7 separate regions of the Homo sapiens genome follow, and regions 1, 2, 3, 4, 5 and 7 are each linked to region 6. The links are chromatin loops, found by intact Hi-C in ENCODE. Cell type or tissue: OCI-LY7. All regions are shown on one strand. Region 1 has its middle 120 kb from the start of LINC00877. Region 2 overlaps SHQ1 (SHQ1, H/ACA ribonucleoprotein assembly factor). Region 3 overlaps SHQ1 (SHQ1, H/ACA ribonucleoprotein assembly factor). Region 4 has its middle 140 kb from the start of RYBP. Region 5 has its middle 140 kb from the start of LINC00877. Region 6 overlaps LINC00870 (long intergenic non-protein coding RNA 870). Region 7 has its middle 2.0 kb from the start of LINC00877.

Region 1 (4,000 bases), 180 kb before region 6:
AATCAGCTACTGAGGAGGTTGAGGCAGGAGAATCGCTTAAACCCAGGAGGCAGAGGTTGCAGTGAGCCAAGTTCACACCACTGCACTCCAGCCTGGGTGACAGAGAAAGACCCTGTCTCAAAAAAGAGAAAGAGCTCTTGAGGACATGCCCAAAGATGGGGCCTTGTTGACGAAGAGCTCAAAGGAGCCTGGCTAGAGTTTGGTCAAGGAGAGAGTTTTTGACACCACCTGCTTGAGCACGACCCAACAGCTCTTGCCCCATGCCTGACTTTGCCTCCTATGCTGAGGACTCTCTTCTTCTCTCCTGCCCTAAGGCATCTCTGTTGCTGCTGAGACACCAGGTGGCCTAGACCCCAACATGTGTGACCTGGAAGTGAGCAGGGTGGTTAACACTTTGATCAGTGAGGGACAGAAGCTGGTCAAATGATAAATTGGGAGAACTTATTGGAAAGGATAAACTCTGATACTGTCCTCCCAATGAGCGCACACTGTCCTAAGATGTGTGTACAACCTGTCGGAGGACAGTGACAAATTGGAGCAATCGATCGCTTTCCATGCCAACTTGGCATGCACCTTCTTATATTTGCTGTCATTCATTCCTGACCTCATTCCTGTTTCCCCTCACTCTATCATCCCTGGGACTGCACTTCCCAATAAAATATTAGTGTATAATCATTTGCCTCCAGCTCTGTTTTCTAGAGAATCTAGGCTGAGACAACTAGCACTGTGATGCCCAGAGGAGACTGGGATTCAAAGAATATTATGTTTGAAGACCTTTATGCTCAGTAGAATCCTTACGTGATGCAAGATTAAGTTAGGATTAATATCCGGATCATGCTTGAGGCTAGCTCTGTTTTAAGAAGGCTTTCACAGGGAGCCCCTCTCTTGCTCTTGACATTTAGAAGTATGGGAAGGTACAGTCCTTTTCCTGAGCTGTCTGACTTTTAGCTGCCAGACACACCTGTAGCAGCCGCCAGATGATGCAGGCTCTTCCTCCTTAGTAACCATCTGTCTACAATGATGGGCAGCCTCAAGGGAGGGTCTCCTCTACCATCTCCCTCTCGTTTCTTCTCCTTGGTCTCTCAACCCCTCTGAATAGCTGAATACCTCCCCTCTTTATATCTTAGCTTTCTGTGGACCAAAACCCAGAAAGGCAAGGGGCTGTGCACCCAGGCGCATAGTTACAATCTGACACCCAATAGATACTTTACGTTCCAGGATGTATCAAAAGCAGGTGGCAGTGGGCGCGGTGGCTCACGCCTGTAATCTCAGCACTTTGGGAGGCCGAGGTGGGTGGATCACTTGTCAGGAGTTCAAGACCAGCCTGGCCAACATGGTGAAACCCCATCTCTACTAAAAATACAAAAATTAGCTGGGCCTGGTGGTGGGTGCCTATAATCCCAGCTACTTGGGAGGCTGAGACAAGAACTGCTTGAACCCGGGATGCAGAGGTTACGGTGAGCCGAGATGGTGCTACTGCACTCCAGCCTAAGCAACAGAGCAAGGTTCTGTCTCAAAAAAAAAAAAAAAAAAATACATGTGGCAAATAAGCACATGAGAACAGTTTTGACATCATTAGTTATTAGGGAGACTCAAGTTAAAACCACAATGAGCTACCAAAAAAAAAAAAAAAAAAAAAGAAAGAACAAAAGCATGTGCAAATCTGTCAAAATCATGATATGAAAATGTGTACACAACATAATGCAGTGTGCCAGCATTCACTGAGATTTCAAAGTCAATTCAAGCAATAGCTATCAGCGCTGGTCCTGTGCTAATCTTAAAATGGCACAAGGCAGTTACGGTCACAGGTGCTTCCCACACACCAGGCATGTACCGAACGTTTCATGTAAGTGTTTCATTTTGAATCAAAACCTTGTGAGGTAGACTATTATTATCTCTAATTTACAAAGGAGGCAAATGAGCTTCAGAGAGAAAAGGAACTTGCCAGAATCTCACAACTGGCTGAACCAAAATTCGGATCCAGGACTTTCTAACTGCAAAGCCCACAATCATAAGCCTTGTGCTTCCCCCATATCCTGTTGGCCCTGACTTCCTTACACGCCTACGAAGTCCTCTGTGATCTCTGCCTGAGGGTTTTCTCCTCTGCACACATGTTGGGCTGCAAGTGCTCAGGAGTTGATACTCCCAAGAGCAGCCCCAGCTGATGATGAATGAGCATTGGAGGGTAAGCATCAGCTTCCTTGCCCCTTGCGGGCCTTAACCCTGGTAGGTTCTGCACAGTCTTCTGAAGGTTCCCAGTTGTCTGCAGTGAAAACCCACTCAGCAACACACAAAATTGGCTTCCTTCTCTTCCCTGTCTCATTTCCCAACTCCCCTAGTGGGATCACTTTCCAAATCAACAGTGTGTACTGAAACTCCTGTCTCAGAGTCTGCTGCTCGGGGGCGGGTGGGGTGGAAGATAGACTCGGTGGGAGGTAGGGTTCCTTATTCTGGAAGAACTTACATATTCTTATGGAGAAAACACACACACACACACACACACACACACACACACACACACACACACGCATGCACAGAGAAGTAGAGAAATAACAAAGACTGTCTCCTGAAGGTAGAACTGCGTGGTATCATGTATCAAAGATAGAATGGGCCTGATGGTACAAAGTGAAGGCAGCTGCACCTGATGACCCCTCACTTTTTTTTTTTTTTTTTTTTTTTGAGACAGGGTTTCACTCTGTCACCCAGGCTGGAGTGCAGTGGTGCTATCTCAGCTTACTGCAACATCTGCCTCCCTGGTTCAAGTAATTCTCCTGCCTCAGCCTCCCACGTAGCTGAGTTTACAGGTGTGCACCACCACACCTGGCTAGTTTTTGTATTTTTAGTAGAGACAGGGTTTTACCATGTTGTCCAGACTGATCTCAAACTCTCGACCTAAGGTGATCCTCCCACCTCAGCCTCCCAAAGTGCTGGAATTACAGGTGTGAGCCACCATGCCTAGTCGACCCCTGATGTTTTGACTGAAAGACCTCAGATTCTCTCCCTTGTGCCACCACCCAGGAGGGTACAAACAGAACAAAATCTGGGCCTTAGGCCTTTCCTCTGATTCCTTAGGGGAATCATATCTGCCCAGCACACTGGGCTGGCTTTGCACAACAGTAAAGTTTATTGCCACGTGAGAGGTGCTAATGTTTTACCACTGAGAATATCTCAGAAGTTAGAACCTCAGGTCCTTCAGTTGTCTTAGCTATGGATGAAAAACCTTCCATCACCCAGCTGCTTGGGTCTTAAGATAGGAAGTGACAGCTACGGTCTTAAGGTAGGAAGCAGTATGTTTTGAGAGCGATCTGTCATTTCTCCACATTTGGCCCACTAGAGTCTTTCTTACTTGAGCACTAAAACATGCTTCTGACCTCTGATCAAAACGGTGTTGATGATACAGAGTCATGTGCCTGACTCAGGCCATGCAAATCACCCCACCGCCAACTCCTAATTCCCTCAAGGATTATCAAAAGAACATAAATAAAGGGTCGACTGCCTCCATTATCCAGCATTCAACTCCTTTTTCGATGTGGGCATGAAAGCAGAGAGCTGTGTAGTTGGTTGAATGATGGCCCCCTAAAAATATGTCCACCTAGTACCTGTGAATGTGACCTTATTTGGAGAAAGGGTCTTGGCAGGTGCAATTAAGCAAGGCTCTCAAGATGAGATCATCTTGGATCATCTGGATAAGTCTTCAGTGGAATGCACGTGTTCATATAAGAGACAGAAGATAAGAAGACAGAGGAGGAAAAGTCCACATGAAGGCAGAGGCCGAGATTGGAGTGATGTGGCCACAAACTAAGCAATGCCAGGCTCCACCAGAAGCTGGAAGCAGCAGGGAACAGAATCCCTGCTACAGCCTCCAGAGGGAGTGCAGTCCTGCTGACACCTTGACTTTAAATTTCTAGCTTCCAGACAGTGACAGAGTACATTTCTGTTTTCCTAACCGAGCCAGTTTTTGTGGTATCTGTTACAGCAGCCACGGGAAACTAATACAAGT
Region 2 (4,000 bases), 660 kb after region 6:
TGGCCAAGGACCACCTCCCAACATCAAAAACCCCACCAATATGTCTGAAGGCTGCAAAGGGACTATCAAAATGAAAGATGTCTGCAAGGTAGTCACTTTTCTCTTCCAAATATTTTCTAATTTTGTTACTTTTAAATCCTCCCTTCCTCTCTAAATCCCCCTCCCAAACATCCCTCTTATCTGGGTCAACAATTAAATCACAAAGGATCTCAATGCTCTCAGAGTAACGCACATCTGTCTATTACATTGTACATTCACTGGAACCAGATCAAGGGAACCAGAAAAAATTGTGCTGCATTCAAACCTTCAGCCTAAATGGGTAGCCCTGCAGTGCTACAACTTTCAAAGTTGACACTGACAGTTATCTCTACAAACACTGAAGGGCTCACTGGTGCCAAACAGGATGTCCCTGCTAGGAAGTTCATTGACTATAAATGTTACGTGGTGTCATAACAAGCAATAACGTGCCAAGACTCTGGAGCTTCAGATTAACCACTGAAAGACAACATGGGAAATGCGGTGAGTTCATCCTCATGAAACCAGAGCTCAGGGGAAGCACGGCGTTTAACACTTCCATTTACAAGCCTTTGGGGAGGAAAATCTGGATCACTACAAAGCTGGAGAAAAGTCTCCCTGTTGTAACTCAGGGCTGTGATGAAAACGACAAGAATTACAACCAAGGGAGAAAAAGAGGGAGCAAAGTTCACCACCTAAGGCTTATCTGGAATTCAAAGCAATCTAGGTTAATATTTTATGATACAGAATGAATCAAAGGTACACCCCTCACCTGCACTGTTGTATCTGCCTGGCGACACCTGATGAGGAGGTGTTAAACAGACAACAGCCCACGCTATGACACAAAGAGGAAGAAGGCCAGAGAGGCAAAGAACAAAGAGGAAGAGGAGAAAAGGTACAGCAGCATGCACCATAGTTCAGCAGAAAACTGTGATGTTTATTTCTTGGTTTATTTCTTTTCCCCCATATTTTATCCTGGCTCAACACACTTCAATTTATTCCTCCAATTCTGAGTGCCCCAAATATTTGAACCAGGATTTTTCAAATGAGAGAGAAATCTTGTTAACAAGGAACTTTCCCTTAAAGCTTTCTAAATGTATAAAAATTGTAATTTCACAGAGAAACCATCCAACTCCTGGCTCTCCTGTGACTGATTTTACTCTACAATAATAATTTCTAACATTTACAGGATTTTAAATACATCGTTTCATTCAATCTCAGGACAACTCTGAGGTAGGTACAGCATTCCACAGCAACCCAAAGGTGCAAGATCATATCGCAGGCATGTGGTGGAACAAGAAGTCCAACCCCAAGCCTACATTTAGTTTATATCTTACATTTGGTATTATTAGAAGAGACACGCTGTTCGACACAAAGCTCAAGTTCGTCTACCTTAGATCACATGTCCTTGCTATTTTTAAAGGTGGTTTTTAGAATGAATCACCATAATGGCTTTGCAGACTATGACTGTTCCTGATGCACCAGCCTGGCTATCAGTCATGGGTCAGATGAAGGGTCAGGAGGGCAGGTGGTTAAAAGGACTGAGTGGCTTGATCTCCTGCTAAAATTACACAAAGAAGACTAAGAGCATTGCTGACACAGAAAACTGGACTGAGAACAAGCTACAGTTTATCAAAGTAGAGCAAGTTAGAATTTAAATCAAAGGGAACGCCTTCTCTTGATTTTTAGGGCAACTAGCTCACCCTGGTGGACAGAAAACTCAACTACGCAACCATCAATTTTCTCCCACACCACCTCATTAAAATACCGTGCTAAAATTAGGGAAACTGACTCAAACCAGTTGACACACTTGATGATTTAAGTTTGTTCAAACTTCATGATCAGATCTACCTAGCATGTACAATTAACTATCTATATTCTGTTAGCAATCCTAAACCTGAAAATTTGTCTATATATACATAATGTGAGAAGTCTCTGAAAGCTGCTTAAACTCAAATATAAAAGTCAGGATTTGTTGAAAACGACAATAAATCTATAACAAAGAGTCACTATAGGCCGGGCGCGGGAGCTCACACCTGTAATCCCAGCACTTTGGGAGGCCGAGGCTGGCGGATCACAAGGTCAGGAGATCGAGACCATCCTGGCTAACAGGGTGAAACCCCGTCTCTAGTAAAAACACAAAAAATTAGCCAGGCGCGGTGGCCGGTGCCTGTAGTCCCAGCTACTTGGGAGGCTGAGGTAGGAGAATGGCGTGAAACCGGGAGGCAGAGCTTGCAGTAAGCCGACATTGTGCCACTGCACTCCAGCCTGGGCGACAGAGCAAGACTCCGTCTCAAAAAAAAAAAAAAAAAAAGAGTCACTATAATGAGCTTCTGTTATGCAATAAAGCTAATCCTCTATTTTCTAAAATATTATAGTAGCAATTTTTTGATCTGGTAGAACTCACCTAAACTTTAATAAAACTTAACCATAAAAACATTTATTACAATATTTATAGATATTTACTGAGTACCTTTATATAACAGGCACTATACTAGACACTGAAAAAATAGCAGATAACAGGCTATTGCATTGATATGCAGAAAATAAAAAACTGTGATGCATTAGAGACCCTGTAGCTACTTCAGAATGAGTGGTCAAAGAAGGCCACTATATATACTATTTGCAACTGCAGAAAACAGGAAGTCACCCAAATGTCCACCAGTAGTAAACAGCCCAAATATCCATCAATCATGAAAAAAATATCCAACCGGATACTATGTAATCATGAAAAGCTTCAGGTAGATCTCTACATACTAATATGGAAGATGTGCAACACACACTACAAATTGAAAACAAGGTACAAACCGGGTATACGTGAGTCTATGTGTAGACATTTCTTAAAGCGACTGTTTAGATGTGGGAATATATATTTTTAAAATATCCCCAAAATTGCTAATAGTGATTACTTCCGGGAAGAAGAACTTGGGGTGGGAAGAGTCTATATTCCATTTAATACTCTTCAGAATGTACATATATATGTATTCTTTCCATTTAAACATTGAAATTTTATTTTTAATATGTAAATAAAAGCCAAATCAGTGTGACAGAAAACATGGGTGTTCTCTTCTTGATCTGTCTGCAAATGTTATATTTCTAATGTATAGTCTTAATATATCAATGCTACACTGCACTTAGAGAAGCTGGTAATAACATGTCCATCTAGGTCTTTTCCCACTTGGGTCTTCCCCCCGCCCGTTACTAATACTCAAATGTCCTTACCAAAGAAGAATGTTCATACCTCTTAAGCAGGTTATTGAGAAACTACAAATGTCCTGTGTGATAATATCCCTAAATTTAGGTTTTAAAAAATAATTAATTATAAAAGAACTCCAATGATTCTAAAGGAAACCATACTTCAAAAGAATTTTCCAACACAAATAAGCCTAATTATTTAGCGGCATTTTCCAGTCAGGGGCAAAGAAGTCATTTCCAAAATTAGCAATTCAAACTCATATTTTAACATTATAAGGCAATTACAACTATACGCTTAATAATATGGAAGGCAGTAAACGTGGTACACCATGAGATTTTAAAATGAAACAAATTAGCCGAATTTGAGTTTCTTACCTAATGTAGCATGATTTTCTTGTTCCTGACTCTTTTCCAAAAAGGCCATCATTTTTGAATATTTGTCAGTCCACCAAGGATTATACTTCAAAATCTGTTCAATCGCCTCATCTTCAAAAAAGTCAGCTCTAGGAAAAAACATTGAAAGAACTTACTATACAGGATTTCACTGGCTTTTACTTTTTAACATTTTATCTTAACTCATATTTGTACTAGAAATACAGATTTTAATTCAAAGTACATTTCAAGGAAAGACTGAACACTATATTTACTTTCTTTGTAGTTACTAACCACAAACATAAGTTATTTACCATAAAACAAAAGTAAGTATCTGCCTAAAGGGATATATAACATTGCTGATCTCTTTTTTTTTTTTTTTTAACTTTTTTTAAAAGAGATGGGTCTCACTCTGTCA
Region 3 (4,000 bases), 590 kb after region 6:
TGTTTAAAATTACCAGGTTATACAATAAGTTGATGGATGGATGGATGGATGGATAGATGGATAGATGGATGGATGGATGGATGGATGGATAGATGGATGGATGATAGATAGATAGACAGATAAATTGATTTTTGATCCTTTGCCAAGCTTCATTTCTATTTTATTATCCCACCTTTAATACCTCAAGCTGGCTAGCTTCCTAAATTAATACTAAAGTTCTGAAAGAAACTTTAATAAAAGAAACATTCTGAACTCTCTCCCATTCTTAAAGAATGCTAGGATAAAAACTGATTAAAATTTCAAAATAGCATTGGTGTAGAATGTGCCCCAGTAGTCTGAGGAATTAAAGTTGGGTTTGTTTTTATTCAATTACTTAGCACAGATAACCTAGCAATCACTGTTCACAAAAAGGGAAATTATTCCTGTAGGGAAAAAAAATTAAGCCATGAAAGAGTAGCTGTTTTGTTTTTTTCAACCACTAGTACAATTAGAGTTGGTTCTAATCTGCCACTCCTTGTCAATTACACAATCTACTTTTGTAACAGACTTACCTTTTCAGAAAGCAGCTCACTTAAGGTAGGTAGTAGTTTTTCTCTGTCGTACTCAAAACTGACTAGGCTAGTTCATGTCCAAAAGCTTGGTCAAATGGCATTATTAGATAACCACTCTTACAAACATCAGGTACTATTTATTTCTTTATTTAGAGACAGGTTCTCGCTTTATTGCCTGGGCTCTGGAGTGCAGTGGTGCAATCAGCGCTCCCTGTAGCTTTGACCTCCTGGGCAAAAGTGATCCTCCCACCTCAGCCTCCTGAGTAGCTGGGACTACAGGCACATGCCACCACACCCAGCTAATTTTTATATTTTTTGTAAAGACAGGTTCTCCCTATGTTGCCCAGGCTGGTCTCCAACTCCTGGGCTCAAGTGATCCTCCCACCTTGGCTTTCCCAGAGTTCTGTGATTACAGGCATGAGCGGCAGCCCTGGGCATGGTACATTTTGATACTCTCAACAAACACATAGGCTGAGTTACTAGTTATAGTATATGTTTTTTGTTTGTCTGGTTAGGTTTTTCTTGAGACAGACTCTCACTCTGCCTTCCAGTCTGGAGTGTGGAGTGCAGTGGAGCGATCTCAGCTCACTGCAACCTCCACCTCCCTGGTTCAAGTGATTCTCCTGCATCAGCCTCCCGAGTAGCTGGGATTACAGGCATGCGCCACCACGCCCGGCTAATTTTTGTTATTTTTAGTAGAGATGGGGTTTTGCCATGTTGGCCAGGCTGGTCTCAAACTCCTGACCTCACAGTGATCCACCCACCTTGGTCTCTCAAAGTGCTGGGGATTACAGGAGTAAGCCACCATGCCTGGCTAGTTACATGTTTTATATCTAAGTGAGGATCACCTACCTGTTAAGAATATATTTATTATAGAATGAAGAGACGCTGCATTTAAAAGAGACAATTGGATACCACTGCTGTCATATTTTAATAAAACCACACTCAAAATAGATTTTTCTTAGAAAGTTACTGGAAATGTAATCCTACAATGTAACTTAAAAAAGACCTTTCATTCTTTCTGCATATGTGAAATAATATCCTATTTGGAGAATTTCTCTTTAAAGACTGCAGACAAGTTATGCTACATGTAACTACCACGAAAGAGTAATTGCAACAGCAGAAAGTACTTGCCTTTACTATGGCTAAGCTGATACAAAATTTCCTCAATTATTTTACATTTGGTGACTGTAGGAGGGGGAAAGCCTCCGCAGCCTTATGAAGCAACCAAAACAAAATGCAAAAGGAGCCTGAAATGTAGGGGCAGGGGGAACTGGGTATAAATGGAAAGCATACATCCTGTTTTTTTGCTGTAGAGTTTTGTCTCAAACTATCAATCAACTTTTCACCACTTCCTGCAATAGCAGGTCTACTATAAATCTCAGAGTAACCGACTAGGTTTCATTTCCTCTGCCCAAACCTAGAAGCCTGCCAGGCATGACATACTGAGACTAGAGCCCACAATTGATCACAGAGGACAAGACTCCAGTGAGGCAATTCCAGACAGTTCAAACTGGATGCTTACTGGCTAACTCGGCCTTTTAATTTCATAGCATACAAAACACACAATCTCAGGTTCTATCTGGGACCAAACAGTAGATCAAATTTCTTCTCTTTCCTTTTTTTTTTTTTTTTTTGAAAGATGGGGTCTCACTGCATTGCCCAGGCTGGAGACCAGTAGTCAAAGGAGCAGTAATACCACAATACAATGTTGAACTACTGGCCTCAGCAGCCCTCCTGCCTCAGCTTCCCAAGTAGGTGGAACTACGGGTACGTGCCACTGAGCCCGGCTTCAACTTTCTGAAGGGCATTTACTGCACATCAATGGTAGACTGGATAAAGAAAATGTGGTACATATACACCATGGAATACCATGCAGCCATAAAAGGAACAGGATCATGTCCTTTGTAGCAACATGGATGGAGCTGGAGGCCATTTTCCTTAGCAAACTAATGCAGGAACAGAAAACCAATTACCGCATGTTGTCACTTGTAAGTGGGAGCTAAATGATAAGAACACATGGACACATAGAGGGGAACAACACACACCAGGGCCTATCAGAGGGTGGAGGATAGGTAGAGGGAGATGATCAGGAAAAACAACTAATAAGTACTAGGCTTAATACCTGGGTGGTGAAAATAATCTGTACATCAAACTCCCATGACACAAGTTTACCTATATAACAAACCTGCACGTGTCCCTGAACTTAAAAGTTAAATTTTTTTAAAAGGGCTTTTATGATAATGACATATCATAATTCCTCTCTATTGAAAAGAACCAGTTCCATACTTTAGGTTCCTTGGCCCAAAACACATGTATGTAGCCTGATCTAAAGGTAATGCACTGGCTTTAAGTAGAAGTTGCTGGTGAAATTCCTATCTTGAATCTGAGAGCCGCCAAGAAAAACAAATACCAATGGATGCACAGAGGAACCTGAAGCTGTCTCTTCTTATTCTATAACAGTGAGAAGCACTTCCAGCGCAGCCATTAACAAAAACATTCAATCTCTAAGAACAAGAAACGACTAACTTAACACAAGGAAGGCTGCAAGCTAAAGAGTTATTTAAACCATATCTAGTTTGGGCCAATAACACAACTTCTCATACAAATTTCAACTGGTTTTTATGCCATTTCGTGGGCATAGGCTCTGAGAAACATCATCTAGTCCATGGATCAGCAGAATCATTTTCTGAAAACTCCCTGTATTAGTTTCCTAAGGCTGCCATAACAAACCACCAAAAACTGGTAGCAGAAAACAAAATATATAAATTTATTTTTCACAGCTCCTGAGGCTACTATTTTTTCTTTTTTTTTTTTTTTTTTCCGAGATGGAGTCTCATTCTATTGCCCAAGCTGGAATGCAATGGCACGATCTCGGCTCACTGCAACCTCCACCTCCTGGGTTCAAGCAGTTCTCCTGCCTCAGCCTCCTGAGTAGCTGGGATTACAGGCACTCACCACCACGCCCGGCTAATTTTTGTATTTTGGTAGAGACAGGGTTTCACCATGTTGGCCAGGCTGGTCTCAAACTCCTGACCTCATGATCTGCCTGCCTTGGCCTTCCAAAGAGCTGGGATTACAGGCGTGAGCCACCGCACCTGGCCAAGGCTACTATTAATAGTCCAGAATTAAGGAGTCAGCAGGTTTGGCTCCTTCTCAGGGCAGAATCCCTTCCATGCCCTTCTCTTAGCTTTTGGTGTTGCTGGCAATCCTTGGAGTTCCTTGGCTTGTAAATGCATCACTCCAAGCTCTGCCTCTGTTGTTCAGGGTGTTCTCCCTATGTGTTTGTGACTTCACATGGCCATCTTCACTCTGTTTGTGTCTTAGTGTCTCTTCTTTTCTTATGAGGTTACCAGTTATGGTGGATTAAAGGCCCACCCTACTCTAGCATGACCTCATCTTAACTAATTACATATGCAATGACTCTATTTCTAAATAAGGTCACATTG
Region 4 (4,000 bases), 150 kb after region 6:
GTAGCTGAGATTACAGGCACAGGCCACCATAACCGGCTAATTTTTTGCATTTTTATTAAAAGTAGAAATGGGTTTCACCATATTGGTTAGGCTGGTCTCCAACTCCTAGCCTCAAGTGATCAGCCCACCTCGGCCTCCCAAAGTGCTGGGATTACAGGCATGAGCCACTGTCCCCGGCCCATTTGGGACATACTTGTACTAAAAACATATTCATTGTTGAATTAATTAACAGGGCCACCTGTGTTTTATCTGGCAGCTCACTGGAGTTCGGCCTTAGGCTGGGTCCTCTGGGGTAGCAATAGGGCAGCAAACCTCTCATGGTTCAGACTGGATTATGTGACTATCCTGAGCCAGTCACTGTGGGCAGAAGAACTTAATACATCGGCTGCTATCACCTGGTTTACACACTCCATCCCCAGACTCAGAGTCTGTCTACCTCTAGCTTCTGGGAAGAGGGTGCTTCCCTTAAAGAAAAAGCAAGTACTGTAGATAGTACTGTAGATGCGGTATATGAAAGGAAGGAAAAACAGGATCTACTGTGAGCAGATGCAAGGAGGAGAGATTCTTAAACCAGAGGCAGGGATGTGGGTGTCCCCCAGCTCCAACTAGCGGAGTAAGCCCAGCTGGCCTGGTACCAAGAGATAAAAGTAGATCTTTGAGAAAAAGAACCCCAGGTTGTCCTGGCTGACTCTTTGACAGCATCTCTGGGTAAAACAACCTGCAGGAAGTCCTTCCCTAACTCTCTTCTCTGAGGCTCAGTGTTCTCATCAGCAAAATGAGTATAAGAATTCAAACTTCTGATCAGGCATGTGGTGATTCACGCCTATATTTCCAGCATTTTGGGTGGCCGAGGCAGGTTGCATCACTTGAGTTCCAGAGTTCGATACCCACCTGGGCAACATAACAAGACCTCGCCTCTAAAAAAAAAAAAAAAAGAATTCAAACTTCTTGGGGGGAGTTGTGAAGATTATCTGAGGTTCAACTGACTCCTAACTTGAGACCCAGTTAGTTATTACATAATAGTCACAAATTCAGTTGGCAGCACTCAAAAATTTATTTCCTAAGGGTAGATTTTTTACAAAGTGGGGTTCCAGTCCCAGTAATCTTTCATTCCTTGACAATACCAATTAATTATGATTGCTTGTTGTGGCTTCTCAGCCTCAGCACTGACATTTTGGGCTGGATACTTCTCTGTTGTGGGGGGCTGCCCTGTGCATGGTAGGATGTCTAGCAGCACCCCCAAACCCCACCCACTAGAAGCCAATAGCAGCTGCTTCTTAGCTGTGACAGCAGAAATGTCTTCCAGACATTGCTAAATGTTCCCCTAAGGGGTAAAGTCATTCTCTCCTCTAAGAACCACTGTGATAATAGCATAAAATACAAATATATATTCGTATAAACATGTATTAAGATATTGTGTTGAATGTGTACTGTAAGCCCTATATTATGCATATCCCATTGGGGAAGCTTATCAATGTGGACTGAGCCAGCTGAGGTCTCTTAAAATAAAGTCCGTATAAATTGGAGGGAAGACACCACTTCCTGAAGTAGGCAAGCCCGAGTGTCTTCCTGCCCCTAGGGACTTTCAAACTGCATTAAAAATGAGAATCATCTGTCTCAAAAATGTTTCCTTGTCAAGTTAATTGAATGGAGGAGGAGGTGGGGCAATGCCCAATCACCTCTTCCGCCTCCGTTTTAGCAAAAGCCAAAGGGCTTCTGGGAGCAACATCAGGATTTGTGTAGTGTTGGCGTCTTAAAGTCATGCTTTACTTTTTAACGATTCTTTTTAAGTTATAAAAATAATGCCGACAGCCAAGCCATGGCGGGTGGGAGGGAGGGATGGGGGTGTCCACAGGTAAAGACCAGGAAGATAGCAAAATTCAATTGAAGGCTGTCCTAGACGTTGCATGGAAGCCGCGGTTGCCTCTCACTAGCTGGTGTCCTTGGGCTAGTTACCTAATCTCTGACAGGGCTGACTTCACAAGCCTGTGTCCCAGGCAGTCACTCAGGGCCTGTGATCAGAAGGACACCTCACTTGGTTTAACAGTCTGCTGTGGTTTCAGTCTTGAAGTTCTTAATTTTTAAACCAAAGACCCCACATTTTTATTTTACACTGAATGTCCTAAATCATGCAGCCAATCCTGCTCTCTGAACTCAGTTTTTACATCTGTAAAGTGGGGGTCATGACACCCTCCCATTGCAAGACGACTGTGAGGGTTACACACTAGTCCAGGGGCTGACAGCTCTCAGCACTGCAGTTCCCTGCCCGGCCATCCCAGTGGCTGAAACAACAGTGTTTGCAGTCATTCTCAGGCCCCATCTCAGAAGGAAGTCTTTAACGACGGGCCTGAGACCATGACTCTGAGCTTCCGGAACCTTTGAAATTCTCTCTGTTTATTATTTTTGTGACTACCATCTGTTTCCTGTAGCAATGAACTCTTTAAATGAAAAGGTCTGTGGACTGAGGGGTGGAGCAGGAGGACAGCGGGGAGACTCCACCCTCCAGGGCAGCCTGGCTGGGGAGGAGAGTCCCCAGGGGAGAGTTGGCAGAGCAGAGCAAACAAGCAGCGTCCCCAGAGTGCCTGCAAGGCAGGAAGGAAGATCGCCTTCTCACGTTGCACCCTGTTCAGCTTTCCGAAGAGGGAGACAAAGGTGGAGTTGGAGCCAGTCCTCAGATTCGCGTGACTCCATGGCCCATCTTTTGCCTCCCTCTGCACGCCATGAGCTTCTGTAGTTAAAGGGCTCCTGGGGGCTGCGGCTCACCATCGCCCCACCTCCGCAGGTGGACTCTGGCAGGTTCAAGGAGGTAGAAGTGCTGAGGGACCCTGTCCTCTTGTCCTTTCTATCACTGCTACCCCAGCAGGTGTCCAGGCCCCCACCCCATCTCCACAGTTTGCAGATGGCCTGCGATGCTGAAACAGGAACATCCATGAGGGAGAAGTCGAAGGTGCCAGACAAGCACTCGGGACATGGCTGGAGGTTCCCCTCTGAGCTAGGAGGTCCCACCAGCTGTCCACAGAAAGGACCACCTTTGCAACTCCCATGTGTTGATGCTGTATGGTAACGCAGTAATAAGCTGGAGGGTGTGGAGGTGCTGACTGAGAGCCCTTGGGCATTGTTGGTGGGTGACCCAAGTCCCCTCTCCAGGAGGGGCTGGGCAGTACCTGGAAACTGAGTTTCCTCCAGCCCACATGGCCGCAGGACCTCTCTCCTTTATTGTGTCCCCTCCATCTCTCTTCCTTCCCCACCCAGAAGAAACCTTGCCATCTCCAGGCCCAGAAATTCATCTTGTTCCCAGCTCTCCTCCCCACTTCCGTCACTGATGCCCATCAGTCCTTCTCCTCCCCGCAGGCCTAAGATTTTGCAACTCCAAGGCCAAGAGCTGACATTCTCTTCTCTCCGAGTTGCTGCCTCTCCCGAGGCAATGAGAACAAAATGCACACAGCAGCCAGAATGGAGGAGGGGACGAGGGTAGAGAGAAACACCAGGAATAAAAACCTCATGCCTTCATACTTTCAGAGTCACCCGCCACCCCACTACATGCTCTTGAGGATTTATGGCAAGACCCATGATGATTTTTTTTGCTGATTTGTTTCACAAAAAAAAATTGACCTATGACTGTGGGAATGTGTCACCAAAGGAAAATAATCTCTTAGGTGACAAGATGCTGGAGGAAGGAGAGGTCCCCTTGCCTTGTGCCTCAAGACACCAAACTATCAAAGGAGGCACAGGGAGAGACCCAAAGCCCAACATTACCTGGGCTGGTACTGATTTCTTGAGGCTGAAACCAATCAAGTTTTCTCAGCCCCAGGCCCCTGTTCCTCCACGCTCTGAAGATGACCATCTGAGGCCTTTAGAAAGTCACTTTATGAGACAGTGGTCTCATAACAGTGGTCCATAGGTAGTGGTCACCACAGAGTCTATGATGAAGCCACAGGGGAATTTGTGGGAGTTTTAATGTTCAACAAGAAAGCCTACTTACAGGGAAGTTAGACGTGCT
Region 5 (4,000 bases), 210 kb before region 6:
TTTCTCCGCTTCAAAAATAACATTGCCAATAGCAAATCTCCTTAAGGTATTAGAGTCACCGAAGCAATACGCCTGTTAACAGTCTACAGTTGCAGCTCTCGCCACCACAGTGATTCCTCGTGTGTGAATATTCAGCTGAATATTGCCTTACATTTTTTATATTCAAATTTTTCCATTATGAGTTGCAAACATCTGACTACTTCATTATATCTCCTAATAAATCCAGGCCTATGCATATGATATTGTAAATGACATTTCTTTCTTTTTTAGACTAGACTTGGGCCATTATACTTATTTTTTAAAATTATGCGAGTAGGTGGGTTATATTGAAAAGATGAATTTCATTTCAGGGTGGTAAAGGGGCATTATAAGATATTCATCAAGAAAAAGAAGGTGAGACATGACCAACTGCTAGTGAATATTTTATTGACTTAGGAAATGAAGATCAGTTGTTCTCTTGCCCCTCAGCAACCTTCCAGCATGATTCTTCACTGTTTCATTACGTAAGCCATCTTCTCTAGTTCAAAATGGGCCTTCTCACTATTCCCCAAACAGACTCAGCACATTTCTGTCTTAGGGTCTGCCATTTCCTTACATGAATTCCATCTCTTTTCTTTTTTGTCTTTCAAAATCCACCGATCTCTGATTTAAGTGTTCCTTCAACAAATAAAGACAGTGTGCCCCTGGAGGCCAGACCCTGTGCTGTGTCCGAAGTCTCCTGTGAAGAGACACAGGCCTTGGTGTTTCCCCAGAGCCTCCGGTCTGTCCAGGAATCTGACCCTATGCAATTACAGTGAAGCTTGATAGTGGGAAATACTGAATGCCCACATAGAGTTGGCACCGAGGGAGCTTCATGCAAGTGAAAAACCTGTTTTGAGTTCTCTGTGCTGAGTGCTCTGTGCTGTGTGCTGTAGTGTATTTTGAAATATGTCTGCAGAGAGCACAGTGGTCCCCGCCTAGTCCTGAAGAGGGTGAGTGACAGGTAGGCTGGAAGACCACCCGATGCCGAAAACCTCTCCTCTTTCCAGCCTGAATAGCTCCTTAGCTTTTAATGTTCATTTTGCATGCACTTTGCCTACTTCCTACAAATTATATTGTAGGGCTTTGCGATTAGGCACTTCCATTATCTCCCCATCTCTTGGAGCGTCCCTCTAGAAAAGGTAGTCTTGGGAACTGAAGTAGGCCTGGAAAACTGGAGAATTAGACCTGGTTTCTCTCTGGTGGCTGCCACATGTTAAAACTGGTGAATCAAGAGAGAACACAGAGTCTGTGTGACCTGGTTGCAGGTAACGGAGGCCACTTGGATAAAGACTGCGGTCTCTTTCCCAGAGGTCTCCCTGCAGCTCACCTGGTTGTAACAGCTGACAGGGTCTGACTGCCCTCTGCCAGCACGCAAGGCTCATTTATGTGTGCCCAGCACGGTGGTGTGGCCTGCAGCCCCTTCTCTCAGCACTGACTCCATTTGCATTCCTCATTACTGACCAGACTTTGAAAACCACACACGTTCATAACACATGCACACACAGCCCGTAGGATCAACCTCTCAGGGATGCGCTCAAAAACATGCTCCAAGAAACAGCCTGAAGGAGACACTGCTGAATTTTTGTCACGTTGTGAGAAAACAGATTTTCTAGAAGCACCAAGCAAGGGGAAGGTCCCTGCCCCCCATAGTTCTTTCCAGAGCAGCCTGGAATTTGGAGGGCAGCCAAACAGATGGCAGTTTCTGGCCACTTGAGGGCACTCTGGAATTCTGAGACCAGCAGGGAGCTGATGTGTTGGGCTTTTTTTTTCTTTTTTACCAGAAATGCAATCCCAGCTAGCCATCAGCAGACAATCTAGAAATTAATCCTCAAAAAGGAAGCGGTGACAAATGGGTTTTATAATGAGGACTTGAAGCCAGGCAGGGCAGAGGGCAGGCGCATCAGAGGTAAAGCAAAGGACTGCAAGTTTCACCGCAGGTGGGAAACAGTCAGCCTGGGTTTTGTTTGCCATTGCTCAGAAGAAAGAGTTCAGTTAACCCAGTGGTTCTGAACCGGGGGCGATTTGTTGCCCCACAGGGGACATTTGGCAATGTCTGGAAACATATTTGATTATCACAATGGGATGTGTGTGTGTGTGTGTGTGTGTGTTAGTTGCATCTAGTGAGCAAAAGCCAGAGATGCTACTAAACATCACACAGCGCACAGAGCAGCACCCCCAACCCTGGGAGCAAAGAATCCTGTGGTCCTGATGCCCAGGTTGAGAAACCCTGAGTTAACACAACAGCAGTTTTAAGCCCTGCCTGCTCAGTGAGCAGGAGGTCTGCATTCCAGTTCTTTCCACAGTTTCTAGCCTGTGCTGAGCTGAATGGTTTCCCAGGAAGTGGTCTAGTTTTGCAGATGCTGTCACGATTCATAGAGGAAAAAAAATTAAAAATCAACCTGGGATTTTTACTTAACCCCACCCCACCCCCACCCCAAATCCTAGGTGGGGGTTTCCCTTCTAGCAGACCCGGGGATGAAGATTGTAGTCCAAGTAGTTTATTTGGAAAGGAACCCCAGGAAATACTCATGAGGGATTGGGGGAAGTGAGGCAGGGAAGGGAAGGATGCCAGTCTGAGATGTGCCCTCCAGTAAGTAACCACTGTGGGCAACAGGGGCATGATCCTGCTGAAGTGTCCTGGGAGCCAGTGTGTAACACGCACCTGTGCTGCAGCTGTCATCAGCCATTGGCTGAGGGCTGTAGGGTAGGATGGGATGGGGAAAAGACCCTGGGGCATGCGTTCTCTGGTATTGCAGCTCGCCTTGTTAGCAGAGGGAGGGGTTCTAGCTGTTCCAGAATGCCCTCAGCAGTGGATAAGTGCTGGCCAAGGCTAGAATACTAAGGCCTGAGGAACTATGAGGGGACAGATGGCCTCTACTCTATCCTCCACCACCTCAAGGAGTGTCCCAAGTCCTATAAAGACCCACTAGTCCTCTGTTTCAGTACAACAGCTCCCTCTTTTGACTGTGCTAGGATGCACCACGGTCACTTAATAAAGGACAAGTGGACAGTAGCAATGCCACAGTGAGGACTCTAGTGTCTTGGTCCCTCAGGCAGACACCCTGTAGCATTAGCCAGTGGCAGATTGGACTACAGTGTGTACGGATCACAGGAGGAAACGTCAGCATCAGGGCTCCTGGCAGGAGCCAAGGTGAGGCATTTGGAGTTGACAGGACTCTACAAAGTCTATGTCTACCCACCTTTAATGTGTATAGGAATCAATCCCCCAGCGCCTTATGAAAAGGCAGACTTGCAGCCCAGCCAACATGGTGAGACCTTGTCTCTACTAAAAATACAAAAATTAGCTGGGCGTGGTGGCATGCGCCTGTAATCCCAGCTACTCAGGAGGCCGAGGCAGGAGAATCGCTTGAACCTGGGAGGTGGAGGTTGCAGTGAGCCAAGATCACGCTCCTGCACTCCAGGTTGGGTGACAGAGCAAGACCCTGTCTCAAAAAAAAAAAAAAAAAAAAAAAAAAAAAAAGGATAAAAGGAAAAGAAAAGGCAGACTTGGATTCAATGGGCCTAGGGTGGCTGTACTGGACTGTTCTTGGATTGCTATAAGGAAATACCGAGACTGGGTAATTTGTAAAGAAAAGAGGTTTAATTGACTCGTGGCTCTGCAGGCTGTGTAGGAAGCATGGTGCAGGCATCTGCTTCTGGTGAGGCCTCAGGGAGCTTTTACTCACGGTGGAAGGCAAAGCTGGAGCAGGCTCGTCACATGGTGAGAATAGGAGCAAGAGAGCGCGGGTAGGGTGGTGCTACATGCTTTTAAACAAGCGGATCTGTGTGGACACAGAGCAAAAGCTCACTCATCATCATCACCAAGGAGATGATGCTAATCCATAAATGAGGGATCTGCCTCCATGTTCCAAACACCTCTGTATTTGTCCATCCTCACACTGCTGATAAAGACATACCTGAGACTGGGTATTTTATAAAGAAAAAGAGGCTCAATGGACTCATAGTTACACATAGCTGG
Region 6 (4,000 bases):
GGCAGGGCTGTCTTCATAAGGGATGATTTGCTTGACCAAAACAAACTCACTTGCGCTAACTTAAACACAGGGAAAGCAATCCTGAGGAGTTAGGTTATCTTGCAGGTCACAAGGACAAGAATTCATCTGGGTATCCTCTAGTTTAAGACTAGAAATTCCTCACAACAGACTGGTGCTGGGAATTGGAAAGCTGGCAGGAAGCAAATGGGCTCTTCCTCCTCTCTCTTTGGGTTCTTAAGGAGCACTTTTCTCCTTCTCTGCTTCATTTGCCTGCTTTTTGCTGTAGACCAGCCCCCAGCTCTCTGTTTGCACACCAGAACATGTGACTCCCAAATGCCTCCCCAGCACGGCCACCCCAACCACCCCAGCACAGGCAGCTCCAGCCCAAGTCTATGCACCTTAAAGGTTTAGTCCACGAAGCGACTTGATTTGTAAGTCTGAGCCCTAAGGCCAGGTCACTGGGAGGGAAATCCCATTGGCCCTGCTTGGTCAGGGGGTCACAACCTGGCTACAGATGACTCACTGGGGACTCTGGGAATAATCTCTCTCAAAAGGTAAAGTGGACAGGGACAGAGAAGATGATTAAGAAAGGAATAGAAATCCAGGGGAGGCCAGGCGCGGTAGCTCACACCTGTAATCCCAGCACTTTGGGAGGCGAGATGGGCAGATCACTTGAGGTCAGGAGTTCGAGACCAGCCTGGCCAGCGTGGTGAAACCCCCATCTCTACTAAAAATACAAAAATTAGCTGGGTGTGGTGGTACATGCCTGTAATCCCAGCTAGTGGGGAGACTGACTCAGGAGAATAGTTTGAACCCGGGAGGCAGAGGTTGCAGTGAGCCAAGATCACGCTACTGCACTCCAGCCTGGGCAACAGAGCGAGACTCCATCTAAAAAAAAAAAAAAAAAAAAAAAGAAGAAAGAAAGAAAGGCAGGGGAAAATTGAAAATTATGACAGAGGAAACAATGAGGTGAAAGAAAGGCCCAGTGTCTCAGATCGCCCTGGCTGTCCCCTGAGTTGAGGACACATCTCTTTCCTCCTTCTAAGAAGAGGCCTTGTCACTTTGTTCTTGCTGGCAGAGCTGGAAAGGCTTGAAGGAGACCACCCAGTGAGGTCACCACACAGTCCTCTTTGCTGCCCCCCATCCTCCCTGCTTTATGGTACCCAAGTCAGGGCTGCTGACCAACCACTGAGTGTCTTGACAAGTCTCAGAGAAGAGATGGACAAGGTACAAAAGTCCTCCGGCTGTTCGGCTGGGAATGGGCTCCCTAATTATGTTCTCAGCCCATACGCCCTGTGGCCACAGCTTCCAGTTAACTAGCAGCAGCCAGAGGGGTGGGGCAGGGGCAGACAGACCAGGTTCCAGGTAATTGTGGCCAAGCCGGAGCTGAACACAGAATGTGGAGGGTGTGCTGGCTTCTGGACACCCCAGATTATGGCTCTGGTGTTGTGTCTATATGATGCAACCAGGGTGTGTATCTTCCCCCCAGGGAAAGGCCCTCCCCACTCCAACCACCACCACAGGTGGTGTGGAGAACTTGCTAGATGCACGCAGTATCTTCTTCCTCCTTCTCAGGGGCCCTGCTGAGCCCAGAAGACCTAATTATATTTAGCGGGTTGCAGTTTAGGACTTGCGGTTAGGCAGGAAAGTGTGTGATTCTCCAAGTGTGGTTCCCCCTAATACCTGCATCTGAATCCCCTGGGGAGCTTATAAAAATGCAGCTTTCTGGGCCCCACCTTTGACCTATAGAATCAGAATCTCTGGATTGGTGGGGCCCAGGAGTCTGTACTTTAATAAACTTACTCTCTCCCCTCTGCTGCACATCAATCGTGTGCACACCAGTGATTCTGTTGTACTCAAAAGTTTAAGGACCGAAAATCACTGGCACAGTGGTTAAAAGCTTGGTGTCTAAACTTGGAGCCTGACTCTCTTATTAGCTGGCCCTGTGGCCAAATTAGTTACGATGCTTCATCTCAGTTCCCTCACCTGTAAAATGGGCATAAACACAGCATGCATGTCATAGAGTTACTGGAAGCACTCAGTGCCCTTAGCTGTAAATAGTGAGCACTGCCTAATGATAGCTGTCATGCTTTGTTGTGGTGGAGGACAGAGAGGATATGAAAGCTGTGAAGGCCAAAGACTAGAAGCCAACCCAGACTTAAGTCTAGAGCTGGCGGACTGGGGTGCCAGGGAAGAATGATCTCTGAGCAGAGCACAGCAAAGATGAGATGTCATCCAGGGCAAGGCCCAGAGGAGGTCACGTGCTGTAAAGTCCCTGCAGTGAGACAGCATGGGGCACCTAGGGACGAGAGCCAGACACAGTCAAGGGCAAGAAAGACAGGTAGGCAGGAGCCAGACTGGGAGAGGCCTGGTAGACCAAGGCGTGGGCACTTGATCCTGTGAATGATGAAGGGTCATGTAGGTTACATTTGCACACTGTTACACCTTTAGACACGGGCACCTGAGGTTCTTGCTTAGGGTGTGATTTATAGGGCTCTACCCTGGAGCCCACTGCCTCCCCGACAACCTGGTTGAGGAGTGGTGATACCTAAGGATTCGCCACCTGGAACCTACATCCACTTCTTTATGCATCATGCTTTACATACTTGGAACTCCTGCTCCAAACATCCTGAGCCTACCTTTAGGGTCTGTGCACACCTCTTTCTCTTGTCCCTCTTCCTTCTCCAGGGAGGCTGCTACAGCTTTTGTCCAGCAGGCCAATCTGAGAGGCAACCGTGTGTGTACAGGAGGGGTGGGCAACTCTTGGACTTGCAGTCTGTGGGGTCCACATGCGTGGGGCTGGAGATGGGCCTTGCACCCTCCTTTGTGCTCTTCTCCCAGGTTGCAGTAGGTATCGGGGCAGGACTGCTGCAGATTTGCTCTCTGGCTTGCCAGAAGGGAATGGACTAGGCGAGGCCTCCAGACTCAAGGCCTGCAGACCTGTTATGAGCCTGTTGCCAAAATCCCAGCCAAAGAAAATGGTGGCTTCTGGCTAAGTTGTGGTGGCTAGGAGTGGGGGAAGGTGACTGATTCAAGAACTATTCAGTAGGTGGCCTCATACTGTTCCCTGTCTTGTCTTTGACTGCTCATGGGAACCAATCCACCATTCCACAGGGAGGAGGAGAAAGTAATTTGAAGCTAGCAGGGTTAGATGCAGAAACAATAGGCTTATCCAGACTATACAGAAAAAGGTAAAAGAAAAAAAAATCAGTGACACACAAAAGCTAATACAATATTACCTCACTTGCAGAAGAGCATTGCTGAAAGACAGGACCTCTGGTGCATGGCAAAGACTGAAGAAGAGAGAAGTTGGGGAGGGAAGCTTTGAGTTTATGTGAGACTAAGGCTAGGTAGCAATCTCATGCCTTCTCATTGCTGCCAATGAAAAAATTTTAGCTTGCCATCAAAAAACAGAATTTCTGGAAAACTTATATCCTCCACTATGTGCTTGACAGCTTCCCCATGTTTGAAGACTCTTCTGATAAGATCAGTGTGGATATGAACACATGCGACCTTTTGATATTATGTAACAAAATGTGTCAACATTTGGTAGATCTGCAGAACTCTGTGAACCAATATTTTCCAAATAGTTGATATAATGTTATAGAATCACACATGGGTAAAAGGTCCATTTAAAACACAACATAGACAGATTGATTTTAATATGATAAAATATAAAAGCTCACTGATAGGTTTTCAGATTTCATGTTGCATCTAACCAGTACAAAAACTACCACTTGTTGAGTTTTGGTATAGTATCACAAAGGAATAGCCACAGTTATCTGAAGAGGGTATTAAAATCGTCCTTTCGTTTCCAACTGTGTGAAGCTGAATTTTTAAATACATTTTAACCAAAACAACGCATCCCAATAGATTGAATGAAGAACATATATGGGAATCTGGCTGTCTTCAATTAAGACAGAAGCTGAGGCCAGGCATGGTGACTCAAGCCTGTAATCCCAACACCACCTTGGGAGGCTGAGGTGGGAGGATTACTTGA
Region 7 (4,000 bases), 62 kb before region 6:
AGAAGTGTATGTATAATCTTCCCCTTTTAAAAATGTCAGCATCTATTTAAAAACATTTTTTTTAAACACTGGGCAGGCCAAATAAAACATGGCAGCCGGCAGCTTTGGTCCCCACTGTCAACTCCTTCTCAGAGAGACCCCGAGATACCCCCCTGTGCTGCTCCCAGTCCCGGAGATTTCCTACAGCTCTGCTCAGCACGGGTAAGAGAATAATAAATCGGTCACTTCACTATCCAATTAGCAGCTGTTGCTCCCCGCTGGAGGAAGAAAACAAACAGGAAGACCCTGCCCTGTTTTGTTTAGGATCAAACTCGCCTCTGTACCACCTACCGGAGGGACTCTGGGGTTTGAGTTCTGGGGACAAGCGCGTGCCCCTGCCTCCGAATGAGCTCCTTTTACGTGTGAGTCCTGGGCACAAAACCACAGCCACCACAAGCCGCGGATGCTTCCCCAGCGGGCCCCGCGAAGGGAAACTCCGTGCAGGGGCAAAGCTGAGTTTTGCAACCAGTGAGCGGGAGCCCGGGGGGCGTGGCCAGGCTGAGGGGATGCGTTGTCCTGGTAACCCGTAACTTCCAGAACCATCCATCCTCTGGGGACTTCCTCTATGGGGCTGAAGGGCTTTCTTTCAGTCTCTCCTCAAGCCCTGTCAACATCACAGCAACATATTCCCTTAAATTCCTGAAAAGGTGCCACACTTGAGAGGCAGTGTAGAGTGTGAACCCTGGAGCCAGACCACACAGGATTAGGTGAAAGGCACTTAGCTTCCGCGGGAGCTGGAGCAAGACATTTAACCCCTCCAGCCTCAGTTTTCTTATCTGTCAAGTGGAGATCATAGTTGTGCTGACCCTGAAGGTGAAGATTAAATCAGTTAACATACGTAGCACATCCCCTGTAGTTCCTAGGGCAGGGTAAGTGCTATGTAAGTGTCAGGAATGGTAATAATAATTTGGGGGAGCATCCGCTGTCCTCTTAGCTCTGAGAGATAGAGGCTCATCAATCTATGGGATCTCACATTAAGACATAGTTGAGCTGTCTCTGGGATGCCAAACTCCTAGAGTTTATCACTTCCCCCCTCTCCATGTATTGTATCCTCTCCCCTCCATCAACTCTTTGGAACTGTGGAAAGTTCTACCCCTTTCCAAACCCAACTCCAACGATACTCCTTCATACCACACACAATGTTCTTCACCCTCCTCTGAACTCATTTTATGCTCTATTGGCACACACACAAGAGCACTTATCACCATTTGCCTTAGACAGTAGCTATGTGTGGATACGATTTATCTCACTGGAGACCGTGACCTCATCTTATTTTTTATATCCCCCGTCGCACTGTGTCTTCGACATAATAGGTGTTAAGTCAATATTTGCTAAAGATATGTTAAGTGAATAAATGAATTAGATTCCCTGAAACAACCAGGGAGATTCACCTGGAGGAAGTCTGAAGTTTGAGAGCTTAGAACTCTCAGAATGGACTTGAACTTGGCCAAGGAAATCTCAGGGGCTATCAATAATAAGCAATAATTATAATAAATAAGAAAATACTAGCATTTATTGTGTGTCTGCTGACTGCCAGATGCTGCTCTAAACTATTGACACGGACTATTTTCTGGAATTTTCACACCTGTCTGGTGAGGTTTGTTCTACTTTTGTCATCTCACAATCCCAGCCAAGGATGCTGCAGTTTAGGGGAGTGGAGTAATGTTCCTAAGACACAGCTGGCCAGTGGCAGAGTACGGATTTGAACCAGGTAATTTGGTTCCCATGGAAGCAAATATTTGAGCGCATACACTTAATTAGGGAAGTGGCCCTAGGGAGCACTGGTAGGGGGATGAGGAAGTGAAACGGAGGGAAGGAAGTAGAGTGAGAGTTTGTTCACAAGCAGGTCATCTCTGTGTGCAATGAAGCTCATTCCCACTGGGGACTACGGGGAGACTGCAGAATAGAACCTGCCTCAGAGCCATCATCCCAGAGGCTAGGGAGCATGGGCATTTACCCAATTCCCTTCATCTTTGGTTGGGGCTGCTCTTGGGGACAACCCCAGGCACTTCCAGCCTGGCCAGTGCATGGACTGAGCATGCTCCTGTGGCCAGAGACAGCCCCAGACAGAGTGACAGGTTTCTTCAGTAAGAAGCTGGTGTTGCGTACAGCAATGGTGAATGCCAAAGGCAGGAGATAGGGGGCCAACACCATCTTCTACATCAGGGGGCTGGTTCCAGAGGCATTCCTCTTTCCACCAGCCCGCAGTCCAGCTCTGCTCACAAACAGATTCCTTCCTTCCCTCCCTCCCTCCCTCCCTCCCTCTCTCTCTCTCTCTCTCTCTTTCTTTCCTTCTTTCACAGAGTTTCACTCTGTCACCCAGGCTGGAGGGCAGTAGTGCGATTTTGTCTGCCTCCCGGGTTCAAGCAATTCTTGTGCCTCAGCCTCCCGAGTAGCTGGGATTGCAGGTGCCCCGCCACCATGCCCAGCTAATTTGTGTATTTTTAGTAGAGACAAGGTTTTGCCATGTTGTCCAGGCTGGTCTCGACCTCCTGAGCTCAAGCAATCCACCCATCTCGGCCTCACAAAGTGCTGGGATTACAGGCATGAGCCACCATGCCTGGCCCAGAAAGCCCACACTTTCTGATGTTCTTGTCTGGGCAGCAGATGCCTCCTCTAGGCGCACTTTAGCCTATTTTTAGTCTCATTATTGTTTCCATAGCCTTGGTGTCCTATTTTGTACTCCTTAACACACACATATATATCACAAACATAAACTTCTACGGGGCAAGACCTCCCTTCTGGAGGAAGTAAGCAAAGCCTGGAAGGTTGAAGCACCTTGATGAGAACCACCTGGATGGCTCATGGCAGCGCAGTGGCCAGGCCTTAGCATCCAGAGAGTCAGACATGAGTTTTGTTTTATTTTTATGTATTTGTTTATTTGGGGGGTAAAAATATTGTCCTGTTGAACAGCCTGATGAATATTAGAAATGAGCTCTTATTGGTGAAATTTAAAAAATTCTCAAGACACATGGATGGGCTTAAACCTTTTGGAGCTGTGCCACATAGACATGCAGGTAGGTAGGCTGCTTCCCTAATACTGTTCTGTTTTTTTAGACGGAGTCTTGTTCTGTCACCCAGGCTGGAGTGCAGTGGCACAATCTCCGCTCACTGAACCTCTGCCTCCCGGGTTCAAGCGATTCTCATGCCTCTGCTTCCCGAGTAGCTGGAATTACAGGTGCACCACCACACCAGCTAATTTTTGTATTTTTAGTAGAGATGGGGTTTCACCATGTTGGCCAGGCTGGTCTTGAGCTCCTGACCTCAGGTGATCTGCCCGCCTCGGCCTCCCAAAATGCTAGGATTAAAGGCGTGAGCCACTGCGCCCAGCCCCTAATACTATTCTGGCACATGGGTCATGGAAGAATAGAGAATAGCCCACCACGAAGCCCCATGCCCACTTCATTTCCCCTCCTGACTTTGCAGACAGCCCTCCTGCAGGCAGTATAGGCCAGAAGTGAAGAACTTGGAGAACAAACAGACCTGGGTCCAAATCCTGGTTGGATCTGCTATGAAGACCTTGGGTGAGTTATGAAATCACTCTGAGGTTTGGGCTTCTCACTAATAAAATGGGTATAAACAACACTATCTACCTGATAGGTTTGTTGTGGGCATTAAATAAAGTACATGCACATAACACCAGGTACTGAGCCCAGCTGGAGACTGACCAGAGACAATTTGGTAGAGGACAACCCCAGGTTCTTTTGCAGTACGTGCAGAGCAGCCAGTGAAGAGGTTTGAGGTGCCAAGGGTTTGCCACTCTCTACATGGCTTTGTTTCTGAGCTTTAAAGAAAGGGACTCTCTACCACACACAGGAGGGCTTATCAATTATTACTGTTTTAGCAAGCAGGCACAAAAACAGTTCACATGGCCTATTTTGCTGATTTTCTTAGGGTAAAGTCTACAGACTCCCCTGCATTCTTCTATCATGTTCATGAAAACATGTGGCATGTCTCTCCA

The links. A loop is a pair of places that touch in the nucleus more often than their neighbours do. Peaks named below come from ENCODE experiments on the same cell type or tissue, not always from the same donor. Only the 100,000 strongest peaks of a DNase experiment are listed, where the experiment ranks them.
Region 1: a loop joins it to region 6, with 7 times the contacts of the local background. A loop is called at or near these places in 2 of 110 quality-filtered maps.
Region 2: it touches region 6 in a loop (4-fold over the local background); 5 of 110 quality-filtered maps call a loop at or near these places.
Region 3: a loop joins it to region 6, with 4 times the contacts of the local background. A loop is called at or near these places in 2 of 110 quality-filtered maps.
Region 4: it touches region 6 in a loop (5-fold over the local background); 4 of 110 quality-filtered maps call a loop at or near these places.
Region 5: it touches region 6 in a loop (9-fold over the local background); 6 of 110 quality-filtered maps call a loop at or near these places.
Region 7: it touches region 6 in a loop (6-fold over the local background); 6 of 110 quality-filtered maps call a loop at or near these places.

What each region holds. Positions count from the first base shown.
Region 1 is chr3:71,983,382-71,987,381 of GRCh38, forward strand. No RefSeq gene overlaps it. Among named protein-coding and RNA genes, the nearest start is that of LINC00877, 120 kb to the right of the region's middle. In OCI-LY7, a CTCF peak has its summit at 3,829 (motif pointing right); a DNase peak (open chromatin) is centred at 1,800; H3K4me3 peaks cover 1,477 bases; H3K27ac peaks cover 3,390 bases.
Region 2 is chr3:72,820,839-72,824,838 of GRCh38, forward strand. It overlaps SHQ1 (SHQ1, H/ACA ribonucleoprotein assembly factor), which reads right to left. Exons shown (of 11, transcript NM_018130.3): 6 at 3,586-3,713. Among named protein-coding and RNA genes, the nearest start is that of SHQ1, 26 kb to the right of the region's middle. RefSeq lists enhancers at 1,409-1,458, 1,479-1,758. In OCI-LY7, CTCF peaks have their summits at 1,718 (motif pointing left) and 1,927; DNase peaks (open chromatin) are centred at 863 and 1,703.
Region 3 is chr3:72,755,212-72,759,211 of GRCh38, forward strand. All of the region lies in intron 10 of SHQ1 (SHQ1, H/ACA ribonucleoprotein assembly factor), which reads right to left. Among named protein-coding and RNA genes, the nearest start is that of SHQ1, 91 kb to the right of the region's middle. In OCI-LY7, no CTCF peak of the experiment used is centred here; a DNase peak (open chromatin) is centred at 1,930; H3K4me3 peaks cover 1,111 bases; H3K27ac peaks cover 1,595 bases.
Region 4 is chr3:72,308,257-72,312,256 of GRCh38, forward strand. No RefSeq gene overlaps it. Among named protein-coding and RNA genes, the nearest start is that of RYBP, 140 kb to the right of the region's middle. RefSeq lists enhancers at 2,090-2,399, 2,580-2,759. In OCI-LY7, no CTCF peak of the experiment used is centred here; DNase peaks (open chromatin) are centred at 1,565 and 2,445; H3K4me3 peaks cover 1,107 bases; H3K27ac peaks cover 1,497 bases.
Region 5 is chr3:71,953,932-71,957,931 of GRCh38, forward strand. No RefSeq gene overlaps it. Among named protein-coding and RNA genes, the nearest start is that of LINC00877, 140 kb to the right of the region's middle. RefSeq lists a silencer at 1,885-2,034. In OCI-LY7, CTCF peaks have their summits at 1,735 (motif pointing right), 1,936 and 2,973; a DNase peak (open chromatin) is centred at 1,760.
Region 6 is chr3:72,162,510-72,166,509 of GRCh38, forward strand. All of the region lies in intron 2 of LINC00870 (long intergenic non-protein coding RNA 870), which reads left to right. Among named protein-coding and RNA genes, the nearest start is that of LINC00870, 13 kb to the left of the region's middle. RefSeq lists enhancers at 235-284, 305-404, 1,405-1,674, 2,185-2,294. In OCI-LY7, no CTCF peak of the experiment used is centred here; DNase peaks (open chromatin) are centred at 406, 1,082, 1,662 and 3,292; H3K4me3 peaks cover 1,697 bases; H3K27ac peaks cover 2,461 bases.
Region 7 is chr3:72,100,458-72,104,457 of GRCh38, forward strand. No RefSeq gene overlaps it. Among named protein-coding and RNA genes, the nearest start is that of LINC00877, 2.0 kb to the left of the region's middle. RefSeq lists an enhancer at 1-116. In OCI-LY7, no CTCF peak of the experiment used is centred here; DNase peaks (open chromatin) are centred at 474 and 1,854; H3K4me3 peaks cover 2,250 bases; H3K27ac peaks cover 1,334 bases.